Linked DNA regions of Homo sapiens: region 1 is linked to region 2. Evidence: chromatin contacts called from ENCODE Hi-C data. All regions are on one chromosome and are shown on one strand. Each heading gives the region's core, a stretch centred on a gene start or an enhancer-like site at or near the end of the contact. The rest is flanking DNA. Distances are from core to core; before and after follow the strand shown. Region 1 has its middle 150 kb from the start of LYPLAL1. Region 2 has its middle 48 kb from the start of ZC3H11B.

Region 1 (5,016 bases), core at 2,293-4,792, 340 kb before region 2:
TTTTTTCTTGTAAATTTGTTTAAATTCTTTGTCGATTCTGGATATTAGCCCTTTGTCAGATGGGTAGATTGCAAAAATTTTCTCCCATTCTGTAGGCTGCCTGTTCACTCTGATGGTAGTTTCTTCTGCTGTGCAGAAGCTCTTTAGTTTAATTAGATCTCATTTGTCAGTTTTGGCTTTTGTTGCCATTGCTTTTGGTGTTTTAGACATGAAGTCCTTGCCCATGTCTATGTCCTGAATGGTATTGCCTAGGTTTTCTTTTAGAGTTTTTATGGTTTTAGGTCTAACATTTAAGTCTTTAATCCATCTTGAATTAATTTTTGTAAAAGGTGTAAGGAAGGGATCATTTTAGTAGCATGAAGACCCCAAAATGGTCAGTGGCACCATCAAAATAAGGAGGTAGTGATAGCATAAACCAGATTTGTTTGACAAGTTCTCAAGATTGGTTCTTGGGCTATTCCTTGGAATTTACCAGGAATAAAAGTTAAGATTTGTTTCAAGACATAAGGAGGAGGAAAAGAGAAAACTACAATGGGAAGTAAGAGTGACAGAACGGCACACCCTTTTTTACTGGGTAATATACCCTAGACCAAAGCAGCAGTTCTGAAAATATTTGAAGTTTTGGAAACTGGAAGCACAATTTCTTGCTGAACTTGAGTCCCAATGCTTTGGATAAAACTAGACAAAATCTGGAACATAATGGAGGCACAGTTTCATCTATATTTAGCACACCTATATTTAGTTTTATTTTATGGAATATCAAGAACTGGCTTAGAAATATTTGTGAAGAAGGCATTTCCCTAAATTCTTCACTTCAGTTTTCATTGTTAGAACCTCCTCAATGTCTTATAACTTCCCTCAGTACAATTATGGCCAGGTTTATCATCACTGCCTGGGAAACCCCAAAAATCAGAGCTTACACAACCTGCCTATAATATACTTGTCATTTAAGCTCACTCTAAAACGCAACCTCTCAGCTCTCTCATTTGCTCAGTTGATAAATGTATCCACACTAATTAAAAGGGATGTAGGAGCTGCAGCAGTGTGATTAATATACTGGCTTGCACAGATAAACATGGTGTTTATAATAGTCAAAAGTAAATTCATTCTGGAAGACAATGAGGCGAACAATTTAGTGAAGCATTAAACTCAGGCACAGTGATTTTGGAACCAGATAACTCATATAAAACATATTCTATATTTTATAGAATATAAATAATGAAATGTATTTTTTCTTTCTTGGGAACTATTGTTATATCTTGAATGCTTTTAGGCATTCTTCCAGAAGTCAAACAAAAAAGGAGAAATTGTTTACTTGAAACTTCTAAGAAGTAAAGAAGGTGATAACTTACACAGGTCATCTCTGAGCTTAAATTGTGCGATGCTAAGAACAAAGAAATCAGAAGGGTTAAGATTCCTATGTGTTTTCACTTCCTCACTTAGCCCATTTTCTGTCCCAGTTTTTCAGTCCTCTGTTGTTCCTGTTCTTTCATGAGCATCAATGTGTGTTCAAAGTAAAAATTGAATGCTTAAATACTGCAGTAAAGGGAAATTAGAAAATCTTAAGTTAGTTTCAGTTTTAGATTTTAAGGCTGGATTCTAAATGCCAGTTTGTTTAAGCGATGCTTTTCCCTTTGTTTCTACATGTTGAAATAGGAAAGTTCTGTGGGAAATTGGCTTCCTGGTGTGAAATGCAAGACTTGAAGTTCAAAGATACTTGTGAAATCCAGTCCTTGTTTTGTTCATTAATTTCTATAAGCAAGCACAACTATTTAGCTAAACAATTCAAGACCTAACTGAACTGTTAAATGTATAAACAGCGGGACAACCATGGGAACTAATTGCCCTTCCCTGAGATGCAGCGACATTTGGGGAAAAGTCACCATATGCACATTTCAAAAGCTGCAGGTGCAACCACATGGAAAGGTTAGGTCAGTTATGGAATTGAAAGTATACTGAAAATATAAACTAACATGAACTAGGAAAAAAAGACCTCATGAAGAGGAAGAAAAATGAGAGGTGGGTGGATTCAGACCCTTGTAAAGACTTCCTGTCAATAGTCCTGGTTTCTCAGGGAAGTCTCATTATGTGGCCTTCATTAGGTGAGTTTGAAAGAGGTTAGGGAGGAAGGGGCTGAGCCAAATAGGGAAGCAGTAGGGTATCCCTTCTCATCTGTCTGTGCCCCACAAGGTTGTTGATTGCTGAAATGGGCAGAGCAGCCTGCCTGTCACATGTGGCATAATGAAATTCCTGCCCACGTCTGTTGTGAGCTCTCTCCTTTGAAGCTGGGCTCTGTTACGGCTGCTCCAAATGAAACATGTACCAAAGTGACCCATGGACAGGGAGAACTGTGGTTTCCATAGAGCTGGCATTTGTTCAACAATGTATAGTATAAGCCTGAATAATAACCGAGGCAGTTTAGAAGGGAAGAGGGCAAAGGCAAAAACAATAATAAAAACCTTAGAAAAAAGTACAGTGGATTCCTGCAGTTGCTTTAATCTCCCCAGTATAACAATATTTATGGAAATATACTATCAACACTGAGAAAGAAATATACACACACATGCATATATACTAAAACACACACCCATAACCACCCATATAGTAATAATTAAAAGGCAGTGACTTGAGTCTCCTTACCTTTCTGAACATCTGTCATGTTTTGGCAGATCATCAAAGCTCCCAGGAACATGGTAACTGACTAGTAAGCCGATGCTCTCTTCACTACCCAGTCTAAATGTGCGTTTCTCTCTGGTACTGTTCCCAAATGGTGGTTCTTTCTTACCCACTGTAAGGCCCCTTTTTCCTGCAGTGTGCATTTATTCTTTACCCTACAAGAAAACAGAATGTGACCAGATGGTTGTTACTAGGAAAGAATTATCCTGAAAAGAAACTAGATGCCAGTTTCTGATTCTTAATTCTCACTCTGTAACTTATGGGTTAAAGGCCCTGAATTTTAAGCTTCATTCTTTTTGGAGGGATAAGTGTGACCACGAGTTCTCCTTTTCTCCAAAGACGAGTGTATAGCTCCTTCATAGAATGTTCTGAAATGCCTGGAGGAACTGGGTCAGCTCTGCAAACAGTACTTACTATCCTTTCACTCTGCAGAAAGCCTGACCTTAACAATTCCACATCTATCCAAATATAAAGAACAAAAGGTAGTGACTCGGCCCCTCTCTCTTATCCCTTCCCCCTCTGCACTCGTGTTTCCTGCATTTAATAAAGGCAGCAGCTAAAATTTAATAGGAATTGGATAACCATGAAGCCATCTCCTGGAGTTACATAGCATGTTTTGTATTATAGTGTTAGGATTAAGGAAGGAAGAAGGCTAAATCTGCCTCTTGCTTCAAAAACTGGTTTCTTGACATCAGATTGACATGGATGGTGAGTGAAATACAGGATGAAGCCAAATAGTGTGTGTGTATGTGTGTGTTGGTGAGTGTGTGTTGAGGTCAGGTTGAAGAGTTGCAAAGTAAAAGTCAGTACATATGATTTTTGTTATTGTGGCAAGTTATTGCTCTAACTGATGTTTCACTGAGTCATCTAAATGTGCATAGAGTAACCGCCTTAAATACAGAATGTATTCCAGTAAAAGTGCTATAGCAAAGCTCCTTGGCTTTTTTCAAATAAGGTGTTTTCAAGCTGACATGCTGTTCATTGGGTTTGATGGTGCACACAGGAGATCTGTGTGTTCCCAAATACACCAACCTTCTTAACCATCACTAGACTGAGGCTAGTTCCTATGGGAAATATAAACTTCTTTGTTTTCAAAAAAACATATGGGCCAAATTAGAAAGTAAATAAATGAATACCTCTCAAGAATCCATGATAACACTTGCCGAGCAGTGGGTCAGGCCAGATTTAATCTAAAATCTTTCTGCTGCGTGTAAATGATTATGTCATAGCATTTGTCTTTAATTACTCACCTCTTTCCAAAGGCTTGACTCATAATGCGTTTCTCAGTTAACCACAAACACTTGTACTACAAGATTTGTCATATAGATTCACTCACTCCCTATACCCACCCCTTCTTCTTTCCCCTTCGCTACAACATTGTTAAGTCGTAGCTCCTGAAAAAGAAATTTTGAGACATTGTCTAAACCACCCCTTCCCTGATGTTTTGAAAATTTCCATGCAAAGAAAAATGGCACCGTCCCTTTCTTGACTCATGAAGACCACTATAGTAGACTTAATAGTAGTGGGAAATAGCAATACTCTATCATCATGGTTTTACACTTATATGACTTTGTTCCTCTGAGAATTTCTAAGAGTTTCAAAACATATGAAAAGAATAAAGACAATGGGTTGTAGCTTGTAAATGAGTACAAGTCAATTAAGCACCCACATACATATTTTTTCCTTCATCACTTCACTTCTCACCTCACCTTCCCCTGTGAGAAACAGAATGAATTCTGATTTAATTGAGTGAATTAAATCAGTCATGTCCTCAGCCCACTTAGCACATATTGTTAATCCACTCAGTTTTAGCAGAGGTGTTGGCTCTCATTGGTGATTGTTTCCATATCTTCTGACCAATCCTGTAAGAAGTTTGGGATTATAGAATTTGGGGGAAATATAAGAAATGACACAATCCTAAAGGTATGTCCATCCAGGATTGGTGTTATTTGTAGGTAAAGTAGGAATCACCTAAATGATGCAATTTGGGAGGTTTAAAGGATTTTCATCTCAGCTTACTACAACCTCCACCTCCTGGGTTCAAGTGATTCTCCCTGCCTCAGCCTCCCGAGTAGCTGGGATTACAGGCACCCACCACTATGCCCTGCTAATTTTTGTATTTATAGTAGAGGCGGGGTTTCACCATGTTAGCCAGGCTGGTCTCAAACTCCTGACCTCAGGTGACCCGCCTGCCTCGGCCTCTCAAAATATTGGGATTACAGGGGTGAGCCACCACGCCCAGCCTTAAAGGCTTTTTGACTCCCAAATCTTGATCCTACTAACCTGAAATTTCCATTTTGTTAGTTCGTGAGGGTTTTTTGTTTTTGGTGGGTGGGGGGT
Region 2 (4,707 bases), core at 668-3,167:
CTACATATATTTTTCTCAGCCTTCAAACAACTCAATGGCAAGAGGTCTCATTTTATAGATGAAGAATCAAAGATTAAACAATGAATGGAAAAACAGGGTTTCTAACCACATCACATACTATTCCACCACCACCATCATCACCACCCTTTCCCGTGAACACGTTCTCCCAAATGCAACAACGCCTATGTAAGCATAAATATGATTCTGTATGGCTCTGATTCAACTAAGCACTTTGCCACACTGCTGCTGGTTCTCACTAAGTAATGTCACAGAACTATATATTGCACTGCCCTAGCACAGAACTGTTTTTCAGAAGTGACTCAAATAGAAAGTGGCATTAGTATTAACATACAAAAACATTCTTTTTTTGAAACTCAGAATGCTGGATCTAAGAAATGGCCACTTTAAGCTTGCACTAAATCTGAGTTTTGATGCTTAGCACATTCATGCTTAACGATCTGAACAATAAGTAGTGTGTCTTCCAACTGGTGCAGCTCATTCCCAGCAGCCTAGATAAAGCTGGTGGTGAGTATCCAGTCATTAGAGCTGGAAATGGACTCAGCACCTAGCATGAGCCAAATTGTGACTTCATGCAGGGCTATTTCTTTTTTCTTTTCTTTTTTTTTTTTTTTTTTGGTTTGTTTGTTTCTGTAGCTGTTCTGTTGCATTAAAGAGGAAAAAATTAATATGAACATTCAGTTCAACAACTGCCTTTGAGCACCTCTTATTGCAAAAGCCCCATGCAAAGTAGACACTGTGGAGATAAATAGATTTTAAAATATGCCCCCAAGGAAACTATGAAATTGCTGGCACAAATATTTAAGGGAAAATGGGCCACACTGACATTCCAGAATAAAACTGGTGAGCATTTCACTTATTAGGTAAAAGAGAAAACTCTTACTCATATTGAAATAATGTTTTGGTCTTCTTCTGAAACATGATATACTTTCCTATATTTGACAAAACTGACTTATCCACTTATGCCTGCTGTTTAGGGAGCCCCTGCTGAGAACTGAGAAGTTTCTGTCCTGAAGTCACCAGCTGAGAGGGCTGTTGCTAAACTCTCCCCACATTCTGTCTCCCAATGGCGTCATAGTCTTTGAACACAATGTAAACACATGCTTAATTTTAAGATTGGCTTATTATCTACATTCAATATCTCTGTTTATCAGAGCCCCTCTTAGTCTCTACATCTGTCTACTTATTCCAAACCTTAGTACAACCTTGCCCATCACTGAGGATGATAAACGTGACACAGATTGTCATTTTCCTTTTTATTCTAATGAGCAATCTGGCTCTCATTAGGGCCAATTAAATTAGAACATCCCCCCCAAAAAAGAATATTTAACGTTTATTCTGAGAACAAAAGAGAAAATGCAAGTGTAATCTGTCAGTTTATCAGGCAATATTTTTAACTTAATATTAAGAAATTGCTGTGAACTCATAAATAAACCATTAGCAAAAAGAAAACTGCTAATTAAGGTATAATCTAATCTGCTCGTCTCCATTTTGATCATAGGGTAAAAGTTCAATAAACTTTTTGATCGATACACCACAGAGATAGAAGTGAAATAGTCAAGACTTTTAATCAGGTAATTCACACTCCAGGAAGAAGAGAGGAAAAAAACACTTTGCCTCAATTCCCTCAAAATTTTGCACTAAAAATCTTGCTTTGGGGTGACTCAACCTCTCACTTATAATTTTACAAACGGCATAACCTGAGCGCTTAGAGACCATTTAGCCCAATTCCCTCATTTTACAAATGAAGAACAGGAATACAAAGACTAAGGGAGGCCCCTGGGGGCAGCGCTGGGCTGAGAACCAGGTGTCCCGACGTCAGCTCCTCCCACCTCACCTCCCTTACAAAAAAAGGGGGTGAGGAGGATACCCCTGTTGCACACAGGAGGTGGGGCGCTGCTTAACTTTTGTTAGCACCATCCGTGGGGGTGCTTGGGAAGTTTCGCTCCCTATGAGCGTGGTGACGTCATGCGAGCCAGGGGTTTTCCTAAAGGCAGCCTATGGCTCTGGCCAACGGGACCAAATCTCGGAGGGCCAAATTGAGGGAGTGTGAAGTGGGGGATGTGGCTGGAGAAGAGAAGGTGATACTAGGCCAGGACAGCTGCAAAATGACTGACAACGAGAATGAGAATATGGGTTCCTCTCTTGAGTCCCCAGAATTTTTTTCAAGTTCTTCAGCTGCATACATTTGGCTCTCTGGCGCCCTTTGTTTTCTGGCTGATGATCCTTTTATTTTTCCTGTCCTACATTTAAAAGAGAAGGAAAGAAGCGGGGAAGTCGGTTCCAACTACTCCTCGCAGCCAGTCCTCGAGCGCCCTCTGCCGTGTACATGGGAGCTCTTTGTCTTAACCTTGCAAGCGCTTACTCCTGGGTGTTGCTTTCCGCTATCAACAGAAGGTTATGGCGACATCTACAGAAGGTTATGGCGACATCTTTGCTTCTGTCTGCTGCTCAGGAAAAGCTTGGAAAATACAAAATTAGGTTGATAAAATTTGTTTCCTGTAGGAGTGTCTCCTAATTCAAGTGGAATGTCGCTCACCAGTGGGCTTAAATAAACCCTTAATCTTAAACATCCACTTTATCATGAAAATGGCACTATTTATTCCACTGGCAATATCTTGTGTCGAAATCTAAACAGTATTTCTTCTCTAATGGGAGTGAGACAGAAAGTCCTGCCAATCAAGCAGGAAAAAGAAGCCTGCATCAGACAGCAGGCCTCTGTTTCAAGGGATAAAAACCCATATTCATTCACCCAGGACTGCCGCAACTTTAAAAAACAATGTCAAAAGGAAAAGAAGGCATTGTTGCAAAAGAAAGTTCTCTGGTGTTTGTTTCATTCTTTTTTCTCTTATTTTCTTCTCTTAAAGAAAAAAATAAAAGCTGGTATAATTCCTGGTTTGCTTAAAGGCTAATGTATATTTACAGAAGCATCCAAGCCATGAATCGCTTTGAATTGAGTCGCTGTTAGATGTACAATAGGCCTACTGTGTTGCAAAGAGTCTGGCCACTCATCATGACCCCCTATTCAGTCGACCGTCCATTAATCTAAACACAGGCTCTCTCAGAGACATCCAGAAGCCCAACAATGGTTTACATTTTTTGGATGCTACCTTCCGGTTACTGTACCTAAGTGGGGAAATGTTGCTGAGAGATATTCCAATTTGACTCCCAAACGGGTTTTAAGCAAGTTACCATCCACTTGCCCTAAGCACAAAAGAACAGGTTTTCTTTTCCTCTGCCAAGTATCAATTTTTATATCAGATAGACGTCAATTATTGCTAAAAAGCTGATACAATAATAATGGAGCAGCACACAGTGGGCAGAGTCCCACTGCAGTGAAATTGGATAAGGATTTGGTTTGATTATGTAACTTTTTAGAGCAGCATAGTTTCTGCTAATAGCATGATAAATAAACAGCATCTATAGAATGTCTGAAGAATGACAATTTTAAAAAGAAAGAAAAAACAAAGGTGACCCTTGAATGTCTCTGACAACTAATCAATTTCTGACTACCTTTTTAGTCCCTTCCCTTTACCTCACCAACAACTGCATGTCACCAAACAAGGTTTCCCAAAGAATCTCCTTCTTTCCCCTGCTGGATCAGGTGAATCATAGAATCCACCATACAACTGACAAAAAGTTTTGTTCTACCATAAAGCAATGTAAAGATTAAATGTAAAGCAATGGCCAGATTTCACTTGGAACTTTCTTCTTGTTCAAATTCACTGTAAAATCCCCTTGGTTTAAAACAATGCAAGGTATACGTCCATACCACCCTGAACGCACCCGATCTCGTCTAAAACAATGCAGGAAGAAAATCACGTATTCTGCCGGAAATTCATTTATTTATCTGTACTATAAGACCATTGACTATTCCCTCACTATTTCCATAGTTTTATTAATGCTACAGAAAGAGAAAGTAACATTTTTCCCCAAGATCCCTTCTCATTTTATGGAGTAGATATTTTGAGGCATTACCTAAGTACTCCCAAGCATCCAAATATCCAAATCTAAAATATCTAAAATATCCCAAATATCTAAACACCTCAGATGGGTAAAAGCCTACCTTTTTTTGGGAGATATTCATAAGAGGAAGAGGGAGAGAGCTCACATCCTTATTTTTAACTCATTGCTGTGTCTAAATATCCCCACTACCAGCATCTAAGCTGAATTCTCCCTAGAAATGCTCAGTGCTGGTTATCAGAAGAGAATATGACATAATGATTAACTAGCACAGTATTGACTGTTTCTACTTATCACCACCATGACAAACTGCAAGATCGAACTTCTACTCCATCCCTCATTTTTGTCCACATGAAATCAGAAACCAATTTGACCCATTTATTCACTGAAATGCTTTAATTAGATGGTCTCAGGTACTCTCCAGAAATTACTTTCACTTTCTAACTTCATCACCCACAACTTTTCGCCAGCCACCACCCCTTTAAAAAGACCTCCAACCCGGGTGCTTATTAAAATAGCAGAAGCCCAAGCTCCACCTAGACCTACTAAATTAGAAACTCTGAGATGGAGGCCCAGGAATCTGCATTTACTAAGCTTCCCCCATCACCAGGTGATTTTGATGCAAATGCATTTATTTTATTGCCGCCATAATTCTGAGGAATCACAGTAGAAGCTAACATTTATTAGACTTCTGTTTTTTGCCAGGCACTGTTTGAAACACTTCAT

What was found. Hi-C counts contacts between places; a loop is a spot of excess contacts on that map. Pooled maps may share reads with other maps.
Region 1: a loop to region 2 is called in a map with no recorded cell type, with 2.5 times the contacts of the local background. The contact joins two enhancer-like sites. A Hi-C loop is called at or near these places in 1 of 168 maps with a recorded cell type or tissue (PC-3), 2 of 37 single-sample maps with no recorded cell type and 3 of 50 pooled maps.

The regions. Positions count from the first base shown.
Region 1 is chr1:219,321,294-219,326,309 of GRCh38, forward strand. It overlaps a transcript of LYPLAL1 not described here. Among named protein-coding and RNA genes, the nearest start is that of LYPLAL1, 150 kb to the left of the region's middle. Within about 2 kb of position 3,543, at least 2 of the 41 ENCODE cell types and tissues checked have a DNase peak (open chromatin) inside an H3K27ac peak, as active enhancers do.
Region 2 is chr1:219,658,899-219,663,605 of GRCh38, forward strand. No RefSeq gene overlaps it. Among named protein-coding and RNA genes, the nearest start is that of ZC3H11B, 48 kb to the left of the region's middle. RefSeq lists enhancers at 2,189-2,483, 2,430-2,479 and a silencer at 2,276-2,475. Within about 2 kb of position 1,918, at least 4 of the 41 ENCODE cell types and tissues checked have a DNase peak (open chromatin) inside an H3K27ac peak, as active enhancers do.